Regions from separate parts of the Mus musculus genome. Here region 2 is linked to region 1. Evidence: chromatin loops called from intact Hi-C (ENCODE). Cell type or tissue: left cerebral cortex. All regions are shown on one strand. Links, peaks and the distances in the headings refer to the core of each region. The heading gives the core; the rest is flanking DNA.

What was found. A loop is a pair of places that touch in the nucleus more often than their neighbours do. Peaks named below come from ENCODE experiments on the same cell type or tissue, not always from the same donor. Only the 100,000 strongest peaks of a DNase experiment are listed, where the experiment ranks them.
Region 2: a loop joins it to region 1, with 1.8 times the contacts of the local background. A loop is called at or near these places in 9 of 42 quality-filtered maps.

Annotation. Positions count from the first base shown.
Region 1 is chr2:168,598,227-168,609,268 of GRCm38, forward strand. Gm52535 (a long non-coding RNA gene) reads right to left here and starts at 6,495. Exons shown (of 3, transcript XR_003953968.1): 1 at 6,349-6,495; 2 at 4,714-4,788; 3 at 4,127-4,420. It also overlaps a transcript of Nfatc2 not described here. In left cerebral cortex, for the core only: no CTCF peak of the experiment used is centred there; DNase peaks (open chromatin) are centred at 3,112 and 3,597; H3K4me3 peaks cover 1,536 bases; H3K27ac peaks cover 629 bases.
Region 2 is chr2:168,528,267-168,536,266 of GRCm38, forward strand. It overlaps Nfatc2 (nuclear factor of activated T cells, cytoplasmic, calcineurin dependent 2), which reads right to left. Exons shown (of 11, transcript NM_001136073.2): 4 at 7,937-8,000; 5 at 6,652-6,824. Among named protein-coding and RNA genes, the nearest start is that of Nfatc2, 58 kb to the right of the region's middle. In left cerebral cortex, for the core only: no CTCF peak of the experiment used is centred there; a DNase peak (open chromatin) is centred at 4,281.

The DNA.
Region 1 (11,042 bases), core at 1-8,000:
TCTCTCCTCTTCCAAGATGTGTCAGAGAACATCACTGGGCTGGAGAAAGAGTCTAGAGCCAAGGTCTAAGTGATGTGTATGTCGGCGGCGGTCAGAAGTTAGGCTGGTGTTTGCAAGTACCCAAGACAGCTGAGCCTGCGCTTCAAATTGACTCTGCCACTTTCCTACTGGGTAACCCTTGGCCAGTTCTCTGTGCCTCCCTGTGCCTTCTCTGTGCCTCACTGCCCTCCTCCAGGGAGGAGAGTACAGTACACGCCAAATACAGTCTCAGAGAAAAGGAAAAGACATTGTAAGTTGAAGGCAGACAGCCCCAGACAGCTCTGAGTCAACAGCAAGCTAACAGGGACAGTGGTGGCTCATCCAGGGCCAGGCCCTACACTTCTCCTGGTGTGTGTGACTTCTGGCAATGCTGGTCTTTCTGTCCTCACCCATCAGATACCAACGCTGGGTATGCGTTCACCGCAGGTTAAACAGAGCTAAGTCTTTTATATGCATGGTTTCGTGTGACGCGCACGACAGCCCTACGAAGACTATACTGTCATTAGTCATTTTTTGCAAATGAGGACATTGAGGCTTCTGAAGTCATCACATCTTAACCCAATCTGTGTCATTTCAAAGCTCCAGTATGTTTTTAAAAGACCTTAAGAGGTCTAGGGGACTTTGGGTGTAATTCAGCCAGTGAAGAGATTGTCTGGGTTCAGTCCCTAGCACCCCATATCCCAGGCATGGTAGCTCATACCTGTAAACCCAGCACTCTGGAGATAGCAGCAGAAGACCAAAAGTTCAAGGTTATTCTTGGTCACCAAATGAATTTGAAGCTAGTCTGGGCTACATGAGGCCCTATTTCTAAAGACGGGGCAGGGGATGATCTACAGGACATGTATTAGAAGAATGGCAGCTGATGATCAGTCTCTATTCAATATTAGTTTCTATCTTTAATATGATAGAAATTGCAGCAGGCATTCACAGAGCATTCGTGATGAGAAAAATTGTGTCTGGAGTTTGTTGGTTCTCACAACCACCCCTTTAAAAAAAAAAAAGCCTTCTTAGAGATTCCATTTTACAGATGAGGAAATTAAGGCACAGAGAGGTGAAGTTAATTTCCTGATAGCCCACAGCTCTGACGTGGCCAAGCAGATACCCCAACCCACGCAGAAGTCAGGGGACCAGGGCCTGGGAGGGAAGCAAAACTCGTCTCAAGTTTGTTTATTCCTGAAATACTTTCCATCACCTTTCAGATAACACTGAACACTCCCCTTCCACATCTTTAAGCTCCCCTGGGGCTTCAGACCATCTGCACAGCAAGCTTGCAGTTTTCCTTGCCGTGCAAATATTTCTATCCTATGCCCTGGGACTGCCCATCAGCACCATCCCTGGGACGCTGAGGGTCTCATCCAGCAGGCAGTTGAGTTTAATGGTGCCCTCGGTGCCCTCGTTGTTTTCTCTGGGGACCCCTAGGCAGAGAACAGCGATCGGCCTATCTCAAGGCAGCTGTCTGTGATGCCTGGAGCTGTTTTCTGTGAGCCTTACTCAGTGCTGTGTCATGTTTGCAAGATTCAGTCTGGTGTCCTGCATCCTGCCTATACAAGCACAGCAGCATAGACATTCGTCCCATTCTTGTGCACTTGAACACGGACTGGGAAACGGGACAAGAGACCTGTGTCCTCCCAGACCTTAACAGAACATTCCCAGCCCAGGGCAGAGGGTTACAATCGCCACAGGAAGGCACAAAGCAGACGCTGAGTTCTCCGTGTGGGCCTCTCTTCCTCCCTCTTGGAGCTAAAATCTGACATTTGTCTGTCTGTGCTGTCATCCTGTCATTTGTCCCCTCAACCCCAGGTCAGAGCATCTGTCTGTCTGTACTGTCATCCTGTCCCCTCAACCCCAGGTCAGAGCATCTGTCTGTCTGTACTGTCATCCTGTCCCCTCAACCCCAGGTCAGAGCATCTATGTCTTGGCTTTGGTTTGTTCTGCGGTAAAAATCACTCCAAGGCCTTGACATATGCCTGGCCTGCCTGGGAGCATCACTCTGACACCTGACACAATATTAGCGCTTTTTTTTTTTCTCTTGACATTATGTCACTGCACCAGTGCCATGTAAGCACACTGACAGGGGGCAGAGTAGACTGATACCAGGAAAAGGTCCCAAGCGCTGGCAGGATCCGGCTTTCAAAAGTCCCGCTCTACTAAAAAATAAGCTGAGGTTGAAGGTGGCTAAACACATCTTTTACTGAACCGGGATGGGGCTTGGACCCGGTTTTCAGCAAGACCCACCCCCACCCCCACCTTGGGCTTACTTGCCAAAGCTGTCATTTGCCTCCGCCCCACCGCCCCCCCCCCCCAGGACTTCAGTCCACCACGCTGAGCACAAAACCTACATTCAACTCAGATTTTATGACACGGGGCTAACTCCTCCTACGCGGATGTATTCCGCTTAACCCTTCAGCCCTTCGCATTCGGCGGTGCCCCTGTCCCTCCCTCCACACGAACTGGCCCCACAGAAACCATCCAACAGCTTCCACTTTAAAGACCCGATTTCTGACTCCCCAGCCCAATCCCCTTACAATCCCAACCAGATGGGCTAGATTTCATATTATATTCTCACTCATTAACTCTCTCCCCCAAGAACCAAATTGGATGGCTTCAAGGTTACATCTCAAAGGAGAAGATGGAGCAGAAACGGGGACAGTGGGGCGTCTGTGATCTCTTTGGCAGAACAAGCTCATGGTACTTTAAATTGTGGTGGGGGAGCTGGAAGAGCCCTCAGACTCATCCCAAAAAGGGGGAGAAAATGGCTTAAATTGTTTGAATGGCCCAGAGCATCTGGTGATGTAACTGGGAAGAGATGTCTTTCTGTATTAGTAAATAGCAAAATGTCAAGCCTATGGGAGGGGGGGCTAAATAATAATGATGACAAGGACGGTGGCATCTGCTGTCAAAGCCGAGAGCAACAAGAGAATAAGCCAGCGGGTTAGCAGCGAGACCCCCCTCCTGGTGTCCCGCGCCACACACACACAGGGAAACCTGCCTGGAGACGCTTCCTAGAATCACCACCGGCGACGGCCAGGATGTGCGCGTGCGCCCCTGTTTCACCGCATCTGTGCTTCTACCTGCGAGCGGGGACTGCGTGGGGTGCCTCCCGGAGGGGTAGGGGTAGGCAGCGGAGCGAGGATGCGATGCGAGGATGCGGGAAGGGATGCGAGCAGGAATGCAGGCAGGGAAGCCAATGGCGGCGCGATTACCTCGGTCCGCAGACCCCATGGTGCGGAGGGGCTGGCGGGGGCCCGGCCTGCGCAATGCGGGGCGCTGCATCTGTAGGCGCCGGGATCAGCAGGCTGGGGACCGTGTGCTGTGATCTGGCGGAGCGGCGCAGACGCTGCAGCGCCTAGGCTCCGCTCCGGGGCTCTGGCTCCCCGTGCTCCCACTCCTGTGCTCCTGCTCCGGCTCTCCGTGCTCCCGCTGCCGTGCTCCGGGCTCCTGCTCAGGCTCCCCGGGCTCCCGGCGCTCCGCGGTCGCTTACTCCAGAGGCAACGCGACTTCCTTCCCCGCGCTCCGTGTTTATAGGCTTTCAATGCAGTAAAATAACGGGATTCCCTCACTGTTTCCTCCTGTTTACTCAGCGCCATGGAAACCCCTGGATCCCGTCCATCTCCAAAACTAAGGGCTTTCCTGAAAACTTCACACTCAGGAATCCATGACGTCGCCTCCTCCGCGGCCAGCCAGCTCCGTGGCTCCTTCGGCCGCCAAGCACAAGTCCCTGATTGTTCGGGGCAGAGAAAAAGTCAGGGAGAGGGAGGCGCGCAGGGGTGGGGGCGCGGCCCGCCAGGCCCTGCAGGAGCTGCGTGCAAACTCGCAGACAGCCACCGCCTCCCCGCTGCAGCTTTGCCTAAATTCAGCCTCCTGACACCCCACTTTCCGAGAGGATACCCCTTGGAGAAGGCTCCCCAGGATTTCAGCCTGCACCCCCGGGTTGTCCAGCATCCCTTGGACACTTGCCCAGGGGTGTCTCCTTAGGCCCTCAGTGCCTCTGACTGCCCAGACTCTTGAGTGTTCAGGGATGAAGAGGAGCAAGACGAAGGAAAAAGAAATAAATAACAGTGCCTGTGCTAACTGTCCAAGATTTTTTTTTCCTCAAAGTTTATTTTTAGATTCATTTAGAAAATCCAAGGTTTCCAGTATTACTCGGAGGGTCCAGCAATAAGGCCGAAAAGGAGTCGCTGAAACCAGGCAACGCATGTGTTTACGCATGCTGTGCATAAACAGGAAAATAAAGAGGAGGGATGTCGGGACCTCTGCAGCCTCGGGAAGAGATGTGTGGGGTGGCACACGTGGCTCCCACCTGGGCCATGGCTGGAAAGAGCCGGCTGAGCTGCAGCCGGCAAGACGACTGGGCTGGACTTCAGCTATGTTGCTTCTCCACCTGCGTGTTCCATGGGAATTTCTGGGCTCAGAGATAAAGCCAGCTTTGATAGGCAAATTTGAAATACTGTTGTGGGCTCTGATAACAAACTTGGGAGCACCCAGGGCTAGTGAGTCATCACCCCCTCCCACAAGAGATACTGATTGGGGGAGCAGACTTCGCCCATGGGACCACTTTGTTCTTCACGCTCACCGTGGCTCCTCGACCTCTACACCTCCCAGAGTGACCACTAAGAACCCTGCCTGAGAAAGCCCCAACTCACTCCCGCAGAGGGGACTCTCTCTTAAGTCTACCTGCATCCAGGTGCACCTTCACAGAGCAGCTGAGGAAACTTGTACCAGTCCCAAACAACAGCCATATATGTCTACCTAAAAAAAATTCAAAGCAAGGAAGTTATGCTGCTTTCCAACTAAACCAAGTCTCAGAGCCACCAACTTCTTTACAGCTACTCTGGAAGCACCCCTTATCGGGATGGCTTGACGAGGCATGAAGACAGCTGTTGGTTCAGTCAGCGAGCACTAATATGTAGACAGTGTATTGGGATATGCTCAGCAGAGCTGTTAAGGAGGTCTCACTGAGACCTCCATACCCATCACCCACAACGGGAACAGGACACCCATCCTAGCATTCCCAAGTTGCAGGACTTTCAGGTTTAAAATAAAGAAAGTTCCAGGCAGGTTGGTATCCATTGCTTATCATACGCACGAGTGAGACTTCATTTCTTTTTGCTTCTAACCATGCAGAGTTCTCATAGATAGGTAGTAAGTACACTCTGTGTGAACATGCCCCCTACCTCAGCACCTACTGTGTGCCAGGTCTAAGGTGGAGAGCATCTCTCAATCCTTGTTCACACATCTGCAGAGTCATACTTGGGCCCTGGGAGCAGCCAGTCCTGCACAGACCAACATGGCAGCCACCAGCTACACATGGCAAAGATGAAAGTAACTAATGATTCTGTAGTCTGCCAAAGTCAGTTCTTTGATGGCACGGGGCCACAACATCGCAGGTGTTCAAAAAAAAAAAAAAAAAAAAAAAGGTGGCTGACAGTTTCCTGCACTGGACAGCAAAGCCACACTCATCCTTCCAGAAAATTCTCATGGGCAGCATGGCTCAGACACTCTGAAAGGTCCCCCTCAGCTAGAATTGCCTTGTCAGCAGCCCATTCACACAGGGTGAAATGGAGACACTAGCGAGGCTCGCCACCCAGAGCTGAGCTACGAGTCCAACGAACACATTTAATGGAAGTGCTAAAGACAGTCATAAACGCTAAAAATACATATCTTTAAAAAATAATAAAGCCTTCCCACGGTCAAGGCGTGAGTGGTGACTAAGCAGGGGACTGGGCTTGTCTGACTGTCTTCAAGTGTTAGCTGGAGGCCACTCTTCTGGAGACTAAGCCAACCCATCTAGCTAAAAAGCCTCTTGTGAGACCTGCTCCTCAGTCAGAGACGGACCTCTTGCCTGGCATGCAAGAGGCTCCGGTTCCACCCTTAGCACTTAACCTTACTCATTTTAGTTTTATTACATGTATGTATGTATATATGTATGTATGTATTTGTGTGTGTATATATACCAATGTGCATTGCCACAGTACACAGGTAGAGGTCAGAGGGCAGCCTGTGGAAGTCTGTTCTCTCCTTCCATCACGTGAGCTCTGGGATCCCACACAGGCTGTAAGGGTTGGCAGCAAGTGACTTTGCCCCCGAAGCATCTTGCCCACCCTCATTCCTTTCTACGTTTATTAAATATATTTATTTTATTGAGTTTTCTAAGGCAGGATCTTCACCGCCCAGGTTGGCCTCCAACTCAGAACCCTCGGGTCTCCACCTCTCTGAGAACTGAGGTTACAGGTGTGGGCTCCCACACCCATCCAAAGCCTTTAAAAAAGAGAGAGAGAAAAAAAAATCTAGTTCCTTTGTTGTTCCTACCGACCATGGTACTGTGAGCCCCGCTTACAGATGAGCACATCAAGACTTCAAGAGCCCGCGTTCGCACGGCCGGCCCCAAGGTGACCCCAACTCTGGCAGCTGCAGACCCGTGTTCTTGGCTCAGCAGCCCCTGCCTCCCGAGGCCTCCCCGGGAAGCTCCGCCTCTGCGGCCAGCAGCAAGGCAGGAAACCAGCATTCTGGGCCTCCTCTGGTGGACTCATTATCAGGGATAATTTTAGACTCGGGTCCCACCCAAGCTCAGGCCTTGGAGGCGAGTCCCCATCTCCACAGGTGCCTGGAGCTGCTCGGGGGACGCCTTCTGGAACTCGGAGAGTCAGCACTAGCCACGTTTTTTATGGCCTTCACTCTTTGTCACAGTTAAGCATTTTCCCCTCTTAAAGCTCAATTAATACTACCAGGCTGGAGCCCGGGCCTAACAGCTGAGTCACCCAACGTGCCCTCATGAGCCGCAGCGTTAGGCCCCCTCCAACGCTCTTCTTGAGTTCTCAGACAATTTCTTTCCTCTCTTACTGCCAGAGCAAGAAATATTTTGTCCTTTTGAACTGATCCACCCACTGTTTTTCACTTCTGTAGCACACTCCCCTTTGCTGAGGGGGTGCTCCGAGGGGGGTGGGTGGGGAGCTTCCGCCCACTAAATTATCCAAGAGAAGTCCCCAAAATAGAGCCTCTCAGCTGGAACTGGGACTTGGCAGCGGGCAAGGGGAAAAAGGCTGAGAAGAAATGGAATGAAAGGAAAGAGAAGGGACCCAGGTGGCCTAGGGGCACACCTGGGCTCTGGAGCTGCTGAATCCCTCGGGACCCTTTTCTTAGATGCCCCCCTCCCAACAGCCTCATAAACAGACCCGCAGGTGTTTCTGCCAGCATGCCACTGGCTGGCACTGCCCAAGATGGTCATCTGTGCCAGGACTCAGGGCAGCTCAGATGGGACCTTCCTTGTGTGTCTCCTCCCTTGCTGTATGCAGAGCCCATATCATCTCCATTTATACCCCAGATGGGCCTGTAAGCTTACGGACCTGCCTATGACACCTATCAAACAATGTAGGGAATGCTTGCTGTGCGATGGTCTCACTGAACCTTCAAACTGCCTCGTGACGATCATTTCATCAGGTAGAGAATTATGCACAGAGAGGTTATGCAAGACCTTATACCCAAGGTCGTCCAGCCAGTAAATGGCAGAGGTGGGATTTGAACCCCAGCCACTAAGCTCCAGAACCCACGTACTTTTACCCACCAGCCTTTCCACCTCTTCAGTTGCTATGAAAAACACCCCTGAAAGTTCCTTGTGCTCACCCACGTGTGACGATGCTGGTTGTCTGGGATCCTAGCTCTTGGAAGGTTGAGGGGCAGTGCTGTGAGTTCGAGGTCAACCTGGGTCACGTGTCAAAACCCCATTTCAAAGCAATAGCAAAGCCAATGGTTTCTGAGATCAGCAGTTTCATGAACCTGGCCATGCTGGGAGCACAAACAGAGACAAGGCTCAGTGGCTCTCGAGAAAATGAGAAGTGGGTCACATGGATTGTGTGACCTGGGGATACCAGAAGGGGGTGGGCAGGCAGGTCTGGGGGCAGGACCTCCTTTCCTATTGAATGGAGTGTATTGCAACATTTTCCAAAGACCTCTCAAGTCCCCATACCTACCCCCATCCCGTGTGACTTCCTTCCCAGGGGTACTGCAGAGTCTTGGCTGCTCTGCTGACATCTGTCCCTTCCCTGTTGTCTCTCTGCATGACCAATCTTCATGAGACATCAAGTCACCACAAGACCCCATGCTCAGGCCCCAGCCCGAGGTCACCTTCAGGGTGAGTCTGAGTCCCATCCGATCTCTCCAGCAATCTCCCTGGCCCCAGCAGCCAGCCTGGCGCAGACCCAGAGCTCTGGACTTCATGTCATTGAGCTGTAGACCTACTCATGGCCCTCCCCTAGGTTCCCTGTGGCATCCCTGGCTTGAGACCATCTTTTCTGAGCTTCTCTCTCTGGCCACCTCAGCCCACTGACCAGGGTCACCCCTGCTCTGGCCCTTTTAAAGATGTGCTTCCTTCTTCCTGTCAAGCAGGCCTGCCTTCTTTCAAGGTTAGAAGGAGAGGCCAGGGTTAAGTGTGCTGGGTGTACAGTAGGTACTTAGTAACATCAGATGACAGCCATCCTGCCAGGATAGCCAGAAGACGAAAACCCAGTTTAACCAAATACTCCCCTGCCTTGTGCCTCTCTGTCCAGCAGTAGTCTGCTGAGGGCCCTTGCCAGCCTTTTTGGCTGACAACCTCATAGTAGGTCTCCAGCCTCATAGTAGGGCCCTGCAGGCAATCTCATGTGGGGTGAATGGGACTCAGCCACCTGCCAAGAGCCACCCTGAGAGGTGACAGCAGCCACAACAAGGGATCATCTCAGGATGACCTGGGCCACCTAGCCTGTGAGAGAGAAACTTGTCTGTTTAGCCACCGAGTGTGGAAGAAGTCACAGAAAGATACCACCATGGCCTCCCAGGCTCTGGCCTGTGCCCTGTCTGATTGTCTGTCCCCTCTGTCCCACTCTGTGCCCAACTTCATCCCTTTTCTGGAACACTGGTCCCCACATTTCTGTAGCTGGCTTCTTTAAATGCCATCCCATGATTTGGGGGAAGTTGAGAGAGACAGAGTCTGTCTATGAAGTTCAGGCTGGCCTTGAACTCCTGATTCTCAAGTCTCTCGAGTGCTGGCATGACAGGTGTGTGTCAACTTACTCTGCTTCAGCACTATTCTGTGACATTCTCCCATGACCCTCTCTGAAACATGTCCCCCTGAGCTGCAGTACAGCCAGCCTCCCAGCCCTGTGATGTTCCACCCAGTGCCTCTGAGACTCTATGGCACTGTTGGCTTGAAGTCCAGATTCACTTGTGTCTCGTCTGTCTGCTCCACCTTCCCGCAAAATGTCAGCTCCCCCAGGCCAGGGCTCTGGCTTCACGGCCTGGCTGTGTCCTCAGCACTGGGAGAGAGGCCTGGCCTATGGCCTGCCTCAAAAATGCTCGTTGAGTGAATGACAGAGGGCCAGCTTGTCTCGTCTGTTTTGTTTACTGGTCATGAGTCATCTTCCCACCAGACTAGGAAAATAGGGGCCTGTGTGTCCTCCTCGGGGCTTGGCGAGACTTCTAGAACGGGTGGTCCCTGCTCTGTAGTCCTATCTCATGTCTACCTCAAAGCAATTCTGGCAGGCTCTCCCAAGTCCGCCACACACAGCTCATCTGGGCCTCTCAGAACTCTCTCAGATGAAGCCTCCTATAAACCCACTTATGGCCGGGGAGGAAACTGAGGCACAGAGCCCCCAAGGTCACCAAATAGTAAGCAGCAGGCTGTGAGAGTATGAGCAATCGTGGTATAGCTCCAGAATTACACTCCTGAATCCTGTGGATATTTGTTGACTGAATAACTGACAGCTAGCCAGGCATGACTGTACAATCAGCCACCTGCTCAGCTGGTTGCAGGGGACCCCAGTCATCCATGGCCCAGGTGTGGCTGGGTGAGATGCTCCTGGGGCTGGCAAGGGACAGGGAACAGGCGGAGGCTGTCCCGGGGGAGGCCTTCCCCAAGTCGTGGGATGGAAAGGTTCACCTCATCTGGAAAGAACTCCCCGTTCTGTGGCTGCAGCCCCGAGTGAGGTGTCTCCCCAGCCCACTCCTTGCAGGGCGCATTGTCTTGCTTTTAATAGCTTCTCTAATCTGTACTTGGAGCAGCTCCTGACTGACTATTCCCAAAATAATCCTCAGTGCCACTTTTTCCAGCTCACAAATCCTGAAGATTGCTACCCTCCCCATCAGCCACTGGTCCCAGGGTCCCCAGGCGGGAATGTGACCCAACGGGAGCTTGCTGAGGATCTTGGAGAGAGCCTGGCTGCCCCTGCCAGATCATGGGCTGCTGACTGTGAATTTCCCCCCATCCACAGCTCCAGCCTGCAGAACTGGGCTGGGACAGCCCGCCAGCAGCAGCCCTCCCTCGGAATGCCCCGGGCTCCCCCTCTGAGAGATGGGAAGATTTTCCTAGAAGCTGGAGAAGTTGGAAAGCTGACGTGGAGAGAAAGGAAACTGGCTGGTGGTCAGCTTGCCTTTCTCTCTCCTGCTGTAGGCAGAAGAAAATGGAGACTGGGGGAATCTCCCTTGCAAAGACAGAGACTTGATGGGGGGCGGTGAAAGGGTCTCATGTAGCCCAGGCTAGGCCCTTGCTTGCTACACAGAGCTAAGGCTGATCTTGAACTCCTACTCTTCCTGCCTCTACCTCCCAAGTGCTAGGGTTGCAGGCCTGTGCCACCACACTAGGTTTCTGCAGGGATGGGAACTGAACCCAGGATGTTATTATCCATGCTAGGCCAAGCTGAAGATAAGACTCAGCAGGACTTTCTTTTGTTAAAGACTGAGGTGCCCATAACTAGAATTTTATCTTTGAATATTCAGTGCTCTATGGAGCTTCTTTTTGTGTTTTCGTTCAATAAACCTCCTGGCAACCCTCCAGGAGGCCAGGCTAGACTGGAGATGTGGCTATGGGTAAAACAGGCAGCGGCTTGGCCCTGCTGAGCTGGCAACCCAGTGGGGGACACCCAGAGGAAACACACAAACACTGAAGACACCACTCTGCCCAGAAATGGCCAGAGTGGAACAAGAAGACAGCACAGACTGAGAGGTCTCAGTCAGGGGGTCTGAGGGGTCACATT
Region 2 (8,000 bases), core at 1-8,000, 70 kb before region 1:
GGAATGGCAGTCTGTCACAGAAGATCCAAGCTGGGCCTAAAGGAGCTATCCAGCCCCAGGTTCGCTGTGACCACTCACTGGAGGTTCTCCTATAGTGGGGACTGTCCATGTGCCCACTAGGGAGTCGATGTCACCACATGGTCTTGGAGGCTTCAGCTTCCTATCCCTGGCATCTCGTCCACGCGGCACCAGGTCCAGACTATACTCTTTTTTCTTTCTCTTTCTCTTTCTCTTTCTCTTTCTCTTTCTTTTTCTTTTTCTCTTTCTCTTTCTTTCCTGGCCTGGCCTTCCTTGATTTTCTCCCTCCAATGCCCTGGGCATTCTCAACCATCTTTATTTAACAAGACTCTCCCTAGAGGCCGCATGAACCTCACCGACGGGTTCCATGATCAGCGAAGGGTCCAGGTTGCCGAGACAGAGAGAGCTGAGCCTTTGGCCCCTTCCTTATGTAAGCCAGGGCTGCACTAAGCAGCCAGTCTTTCCGAACCCCAGCCTTGGAGGGGGTGGACTCTGAGGATCAGGCCTGCCTGAGTCACTGGTGCATGTCAGTGCTCAGCAAATATATCCCAATATTTCTGGATGAGAAGGCAAGGGACCCACAGGGTGATGAGGCCAGTGAGGGGCTGGTACGTGCAAGCCCATGGACATACTGTGTGCGCTCCATCAAGGGCAGTTCTGCCTGCCTCTTCCCAGGTGGCTGGATGGGGAAAGGGCCAGCTAGGGGGGAGGGGAACGTCCACCAGCAGGAAGCTACCTGGGTAGCTTCAGAGCAGTTCTCTTGGCAACTTTTGCCAGTCTGCGCTCTCCTCCCCTGACTTACGGTAGCCTGGCTCCTCCTGAGTGGTAGGGTGTGTGGGCCATTGTGCTCCCCTGGGGCACCTCGTGTTTGCTTAAGGCCCACACGCACCTGCAGCTTCCCAGGCTATAGGCTCCCTGTGATGTGCTAACAGCCAGGGGCAGGGCAAGTCCGCTCTGTAGTGCTACAGGGACTGTCACAGGTGACCTGTCCACCCTGCACCATCATAGTGGGAGAGAGGGCTACAGCTGTGACCACAGTCATGCTATTATGTGACACACGTGTACTTAAGCACAGACCAGCAAGTGGGGTACTAGAACTACTCCTGTTTTATAGATAGGGAAACTGAGGTATAGGGCATTAAGTAACTTCCCTGGAACTAAGTGGCTAGTAAGGCTGGATTTGAACCCAAGCCTCTGGATCCAGAACACAGACTCCTAACCACTATTTAAACTCTACTCACTCTGCTGTGGCCCCTGTGGTGTTCAAGGTCGTCTCGGGCCATTGCTGGCAAGTTTCTTGGGATGCAGAGGCTGGCACAGGCCTGGGCTGTGTGCCCTCTCCCAAGGTGCAAATTTTATCTATTTATATACAAAGTGTCAAAGAAGAGACTCAAGCACCCTGTAATGAAAGATAAAAAGTACAGAAGCAAGAATGTGTGACACCCAAGGACTCAGCAACACCTTCCCTGGGTGTTTACCAGGAAAAAGGAAGGCCTTTGTCCACACAAGAATGCTCACGTCTTTATCCTAACACCCACACCGTGGGGCAGGCCAATACTCATTGCTGGTAACTAAGCCATTGTGTTCGTACAATTGAACACTGCTCAGCCACCCATAAGGGCAAACTGTTGACTCCAGCAACAGGAGGCCCCCAAGGTGCACAGCCTGTGCATGTATTCCACTCTACAAAGTCACAGAGCTGGGGACATCCATCGCTGGCGACAGGTAGCCAATCTGTGACTGCCTCTCTCTGGAGCCTGGGAAGAGGCAGTCATTGAGGGGGTGACAGGGACCTGACAAGGCCAGGTGCTCTGTGTCTTGGCAAGAATGGTGGTGATGAGGGAGTATGAAGAGAGTGTATGTGTGTGCTTGTGTGTGCATATGTGTGTGTGTGTATATACATACATGTATAAATATTTTTATGTGTGCATATGTATACCTGTAAATGTGTATATTTATGTGTATATACACATATACATGAGATGTATTTAGCCATTCAGCTAAATGGCACCTCTGTGAAGGCTACAGTTTCTTAATTACACCTCAGAGGAAATGTATGTGTCAGAGAGACAAGCCCATACCCACCTCCCACTCTGCAAAAGAAACCAAGTGAATTCAGGTCGTGACCTGGGTGGGCAGGGCCTCCCATACAATTGCTTTAGGCATTTCCTGAAACGTGGTTGTGAGGATGAATCTGAAGGCTGAGGAGAGAATCTGCAGGTCTCAGTCACAGACGATCGGGAGACTCTGCACAGGTCTCACAGTACCTGCTGCCAGGACCTGCAGACACTGCCTTTCATTTCATGGCCCACTGGGAAGCCTCGGAAGGCATCTTCCCTTCACTTCCTCAATGTCCTAGAACCGTCCAAGTGACAAGCCTGGCAAATACCTGCCCAGCCTGGCCTTGCAGGAGGGACATTAGGGAGTGTGATAGTCGGTACCCAAAGAGGGACCTGAGGCCTTCTGGGCTCGGGAACATTTTCTCCACTGGGAGCCTGTGGGCAAGGACTTAGCCAACTAAGTAAAGGGCAGGGAGGAAGGAGGTCACAAGCTCTCTATGCCTTACGTCAGACACATGGCAGACTCCCTAAGAGTCTCTGTTCCAAGACCATACCCTAAATGAAGACAGAGTGTATGTGTGTGCTTGCATGTGCATGTGTGTGCACATGTGTATATATAAGTGTGCATATGTATACATGTAAATGTGCATATTTGTGTATACACCTACATGATATATGTATCTATGTGTAGATGTGTATATATATGTGTGTGCATGTATACGTATATATGTAAGTAACTATATATGCATGTGCATGTATATATATGTATACATGTAGGTGTATATTGTATTAAGTGTGTATGTATATACATGTGCATGAGTGTACATGTGTGCATATGTATAAATATTTGTATATATGTGTATGTATATGCACATGTATGCATGTGCTATTTTATGTATTTTCACATATGTGTATTAAGTACATGTGTATCTTCATAGACATGTGTGCATTAGTGTTGTTTATATGTGTATATGTGCACATATTATGTATATCATATATGTGTATATGTTACATGTGTCATTTGTGTGCATACATGTGTCACTTGTATGTATTTGTGTAAATGTTTGCCTGTGTATATATGGTTTTGACCCACACATGATTCTAGGGTTCAGTCAAGCTCAAGCACCTGCCTGTGTGGAGCAGTCAGCAAACAGGAAGAGCAATGGGAGGAAGACTCCGCCACTGGGAACTGTGAAGCATCGGGGACCACATCAGAGAGGGCTGTGGCCGGACAGTGACCGCCCTACCCCCACCCCAGCTGCACCTGACAACGGGAAGGGGCTTGTTCAGAAGTAAGGTCTTTGAGTGAGCAAGGAAAGACAGACTCGATCGTGTCCAAGGCTGGAGGGGGCCTAAGTCCCCACCCATGGCAGAGCTGAGGGGGACACAGCAGCAGAGGGAGAGGACAGGACCCCAAGGAGACAAGGCAGAAACCTGAGCCCTACAAACACACAGAGGAACGCAGGAGAGAGGTAGATGAGCTGCCACCATCTAACCCAGCAGCTACCTCAGGACAGACGTCTGCCCCACATCAAGGAACATGCATGCCTAAGATTTAAGCCGCTGCATGGTACCTGCTCAGAGGGACCAAGGAACTAGCCCAGGGCGAAGCCACACCTTTCCCCTGCTGTGGAGGAGGCTTGCAGCTGAGACCACTGAGCAGAAGCCTGGGAAATGGCTGGGTGCTGAGAACTACGTGTGCCAGGCCGTGCAGCGGTGAGATGGGAAAAACCACAACAGGCAACATAAGACCACTGTCCAAATAGCCTGTCCCTCAGCATGGCCTAAGAACATGTCATTGTTCCCAAGCCGTGGCACAGGAGGCACCTTTCCAAAATAAATAAGTTAGCCTTGTAAATACGAACCAGCCTACTCTGTTTGACCAGCTTACCCTCCCCAGCAGTGTGTCAATTAGACAATAAATATTTACCCGTCACCGTCTGCGTCCACAGGTGTGAGTCACTATGTACTCACTATCTGCCTACAGGCTATAAACCAAGCCAGTCAGCCCACTGCAAGCTGGCACGGTCTCACAAGGGTCTAGAATACAACAAACCAGGCAGTAAAGCCAGCGGACCTGGAAGTGAGGGACAATGACTGGCCAGCCACTGAGAGCGGCTGCACCAGAAAAGAGAGAGAGAGAGAAACGGCATTGTAGAAGCCAAAGAAGATATTTCACGGAACTAGAAAATGTGTGATTCCAGCTTTGCTACTACTGAGTAAAAACAGTGAATCACTTTACCAAGAAAGGCTGGGTTCCTTATCTGTCAGAAGGAGGAAGACGGGGTGGCTGAGATGGGTGGGGAGGCAGCAGATTTGCAAGGTTCAAAGGATTTCTGAATGCCCTGACAGCCTTGCTGAAGGCACCCGTGGTTCCTGGAGGCTCCCGAAGACCTGAGGGTGATGTCAGACAAGGCTTGAAGAGTCCAGAGAACCGGATAAGACACCTGCTTTGTCCCTAACCTGCCGCTGACCCTAGTCTCACATTGAAGATGAGCTGCCCATCCAAAAGAGGAACGCCGTCAGCTCAACCCCTCCAAAGATCACACAGAGTCTGTGTTTCCTTCTAGAACAATCCTAAGACAGTAGAACTCAAACAGGAGAGGGCAGCTCCTGAGACCAGAGAACAGGGGTGAGCATGTGGCTATCGCTCTGTCTCTTCTTCCCTGATGGTGGCTCTTGTTTCCCAACTCTGGACGCAGACTTACTAGCACCCCAGCTTTGCCTGGGTGAGCTGCAAGCTCCCGCTGGCCCTTCCCTGGTCTCCATCAGACCAAGCCGGAGTACTATCGGTGCAGAGGCCGCGCTCTGTCCTTGCTTCCAGCCCGACCGAGTGGCGGTTAGCTCTTCTGTGCTGCATTAGGGCACACGGTCCTGGAGTTTTTCTCTGTTCATTCATGGCTCATGACTACTGATAAGTGGAGCCTCTCATAGGTTTTGCCTGGCTTTCTGAGTATCTTGAATTTACTGCCATTTTTAATCAATAGCGCATGTGGATGTTGGGGGTGGGGGGAGACAGAATCCAGGGCTTCCGGAGTGCTAAGGGCAGACTACATTTGAGCCATATCTTCCCTGATTGTCATTTTCAAGCCAGAAATTGTTTGGGGTTTTTTTTTTTCCTGTTTAATCTTTTAAAATCAGAATCGGACATCCAGACCACGTTTCCATGTGATAGCACAGGCTTCTGTCAGCTCACAGCTGCCCACTGAGAAGGACAGAGTAGCCTCTGGTCCCCAGTCTCCACAACACCCTATTGTCTCCCCCTGCCCTGCCCACTTCTTTTGCTTCTGCCTCCATCTCCCTGGTCACTGAGGGAAATGGATATATAAGAGCAAAGTGAGCTTTTACCACATCCAGTAAAATAAGGATTGAGATGAACTCAAGTGAGAATCATGATTACAACATAAAGTTACCTTAAAGACAGTGAAAGAGCAGAGAAGCAGTTTTTAATCCCTGGAACAATGTTTACCTTCCCCCCTCCCTTATTCTTTTTAAAAGAATAACTGAACTTTCAAAAATGTAACAGCTATCTAGCCCCTGGCCTAGGCCTATAATCCCAGATGCTCAGGAGGCTAAGGCAAGAGAATTGAGAGTTCAAATCTAGCCTGGGCAACTTAGCAAGACCCTCTCTCCTTTAGAAAGAAAAGTGTTTGTGAAAGTGTTGGAGAGGTAGCTTGGTGGCAGAACACTTGCCTGGCATGCACAAGGTCCTGGGTTCAATCCCCAGTACTTCATCCATGTGTACACACATGCATATGTGCACAAGTAAGCTTTGTCACAGCACAAAGACAGCAAAACCCCGATGAAAATGCCAGGAGCTCAGCAACTGCCTTTGAAGCCTGGCAGAACTTTTCTTTTATACCAGGCTCTGAAAATTTTCCCTAACTACATCCATCTTTGGGGGTGGGGCCTTTATCTTCACTAAACTGTAAGCTTTTGGGATAGAGAGAGTTTTACTGCTCTGTGGATGCCCGACACTTGGTATGACCCCTGACCGTGACCCTAGACAGACCTCAGACAGCAGGCAGGGACAGGTGGAAGGCTGGGGTGGAGAGCCACTACTATCTGCAAGGTTCTGAGGTTCCAGTCCCAGTCTCACTCTTCTGGGCACAGGCACTGGATACTCAGACTTCTAACCTGTGAAATGGGTATAATGATCCCAGCCAGTGACCTGGGGTTGCTCTGAGCTTATGGCTAGCTGCTTTCCACAACCTTTGCAGAATCACAGCTCAAAGACAATGCGATACCATTGTGAATCTCATTAAGAGGAGGCAGGACACAAGGAAGGAATGGGATGTGTGCTCCAGGAACTGACTGCAAATGTGTCACACTTCTGAAGACCAACACCAAATTTAAACTTGTCACATCTTCTAAATAAAGCCATCAACCTCTCTTAGCTCCCATCACTTGCCCTATGTTTTATTTCCTGAGAGAAGTCTCCACAAGCAGACAGAAGCAGACATCAAAACCTGGGCACAGTGTCTGCCCTTTGGGTCACCACAGACCGGTGGATTCCTGCAGGTCACCTGCCCAGGGGGGATGCTCACATGCCCCTTCCTCAGCCCTGACTTACAGCACTCGATGGGGTTGGACGCAGCCTGCAGGGAGACGATGCGCCCACTGGGCTCTGGGACGTGCACGCGGAACACCAGGCGCACACGCGTGTTCTTCCTGCCGATGTCCGTCTCGCCCTTCCGCAGCTCGATGTCAGCGTTTCGGAGCTTCAGGATGCCTGCACAGTCGATGCTACACACAAGAGAGGTCAGGACATGAGAACCATCTTACTGCCCAGAAAAAACTACCCACCAACCCACCTAAGGTGGCCTCCTCCCACCAGCCACAGTGTGTGTGTGTGTGTGGGGGGGAACTGTAATGTCCCCCTGGGCATTACAAACTGAAGGGTATACCAAGATGCTGAAAGGAAGAAAGAAAGAAAGAAAGAAAGAAAGAAAGAAAGAAAGAAAGAAAGAAAGAAAGAAAGAAAGAGAGGGGGGAGGGAGAGAGGGGGGGGAGAAAGGGAGAGAGGGGATGGGAGGGAGAGAGAGAGGTGGAGAGAGAGAGAGGGGAGGGAGAGGGAGAGAGAGGGGGGTTCACAGAGCACTTGGACAATCTCCTGAGTGGAGATTGCTTCTCTAGGAAAATGTTCATGTCAATGCTTCTATTCTCAAAAACACCAGCTAAACTCAAGAAGGGAGCTGGTAGAACTGGCCAGGGTTATTCCACAAACATCAGAGTATCTTAGTCTTGAATTTAACAAACAAGTTACAATCGACCATCTCTCAGAGGACTGTGCCGTGAGACAGAGAAGAGAGAAAGCAAGTATGAACCCCAGCGCTGGGGACATCACAACCAGTGCCCCTGAGTTCTCGTTTCCTCCCTCCCACAGACTCTCTGTAAGCCAGAGTTCATGTCCTCAGAGAAGGCTCTCTGATGCTGACACATGTGTGCCATGTGGCCATCTTAGCCACAGGTGTAAGTGCCACATGAGTGGCCTTCTGTGTTGCCACTGAAATTTTTCTTTAGGTCCCACTGATGTTTGATTGATTGATTGATTGATTGAGACCAGAACTCATGTAGCCCAGGCTAGCCTGGGACTCAGTATGTAGCTAAAGATAGTTTGAACTCCAGATCTTCCTGCCTCCATCCACATGCCCAAGTGCTAGGACTGCAGGTGAGTGCCACCATGCCCGGCTTCCAAATAACACTTCTTAAAGAGAAAAAGCAGACAGGCACTCCAAGATCAGGCAGTGGCAGCAAAGGCTGATGGCTGTTGTGGTCTCCTCTTAGCCATCCCCTCAACACTGTCACTCAGGCTCTGCTCGCTCTCCCGAGAAGTCCCCACCACTGCCCAGCCTTACGTGGCTCTCATGTTGTTCTTTGGCTCCAGGGGGATCTCCAGGACCTTGGTGTTGCCTACGATCT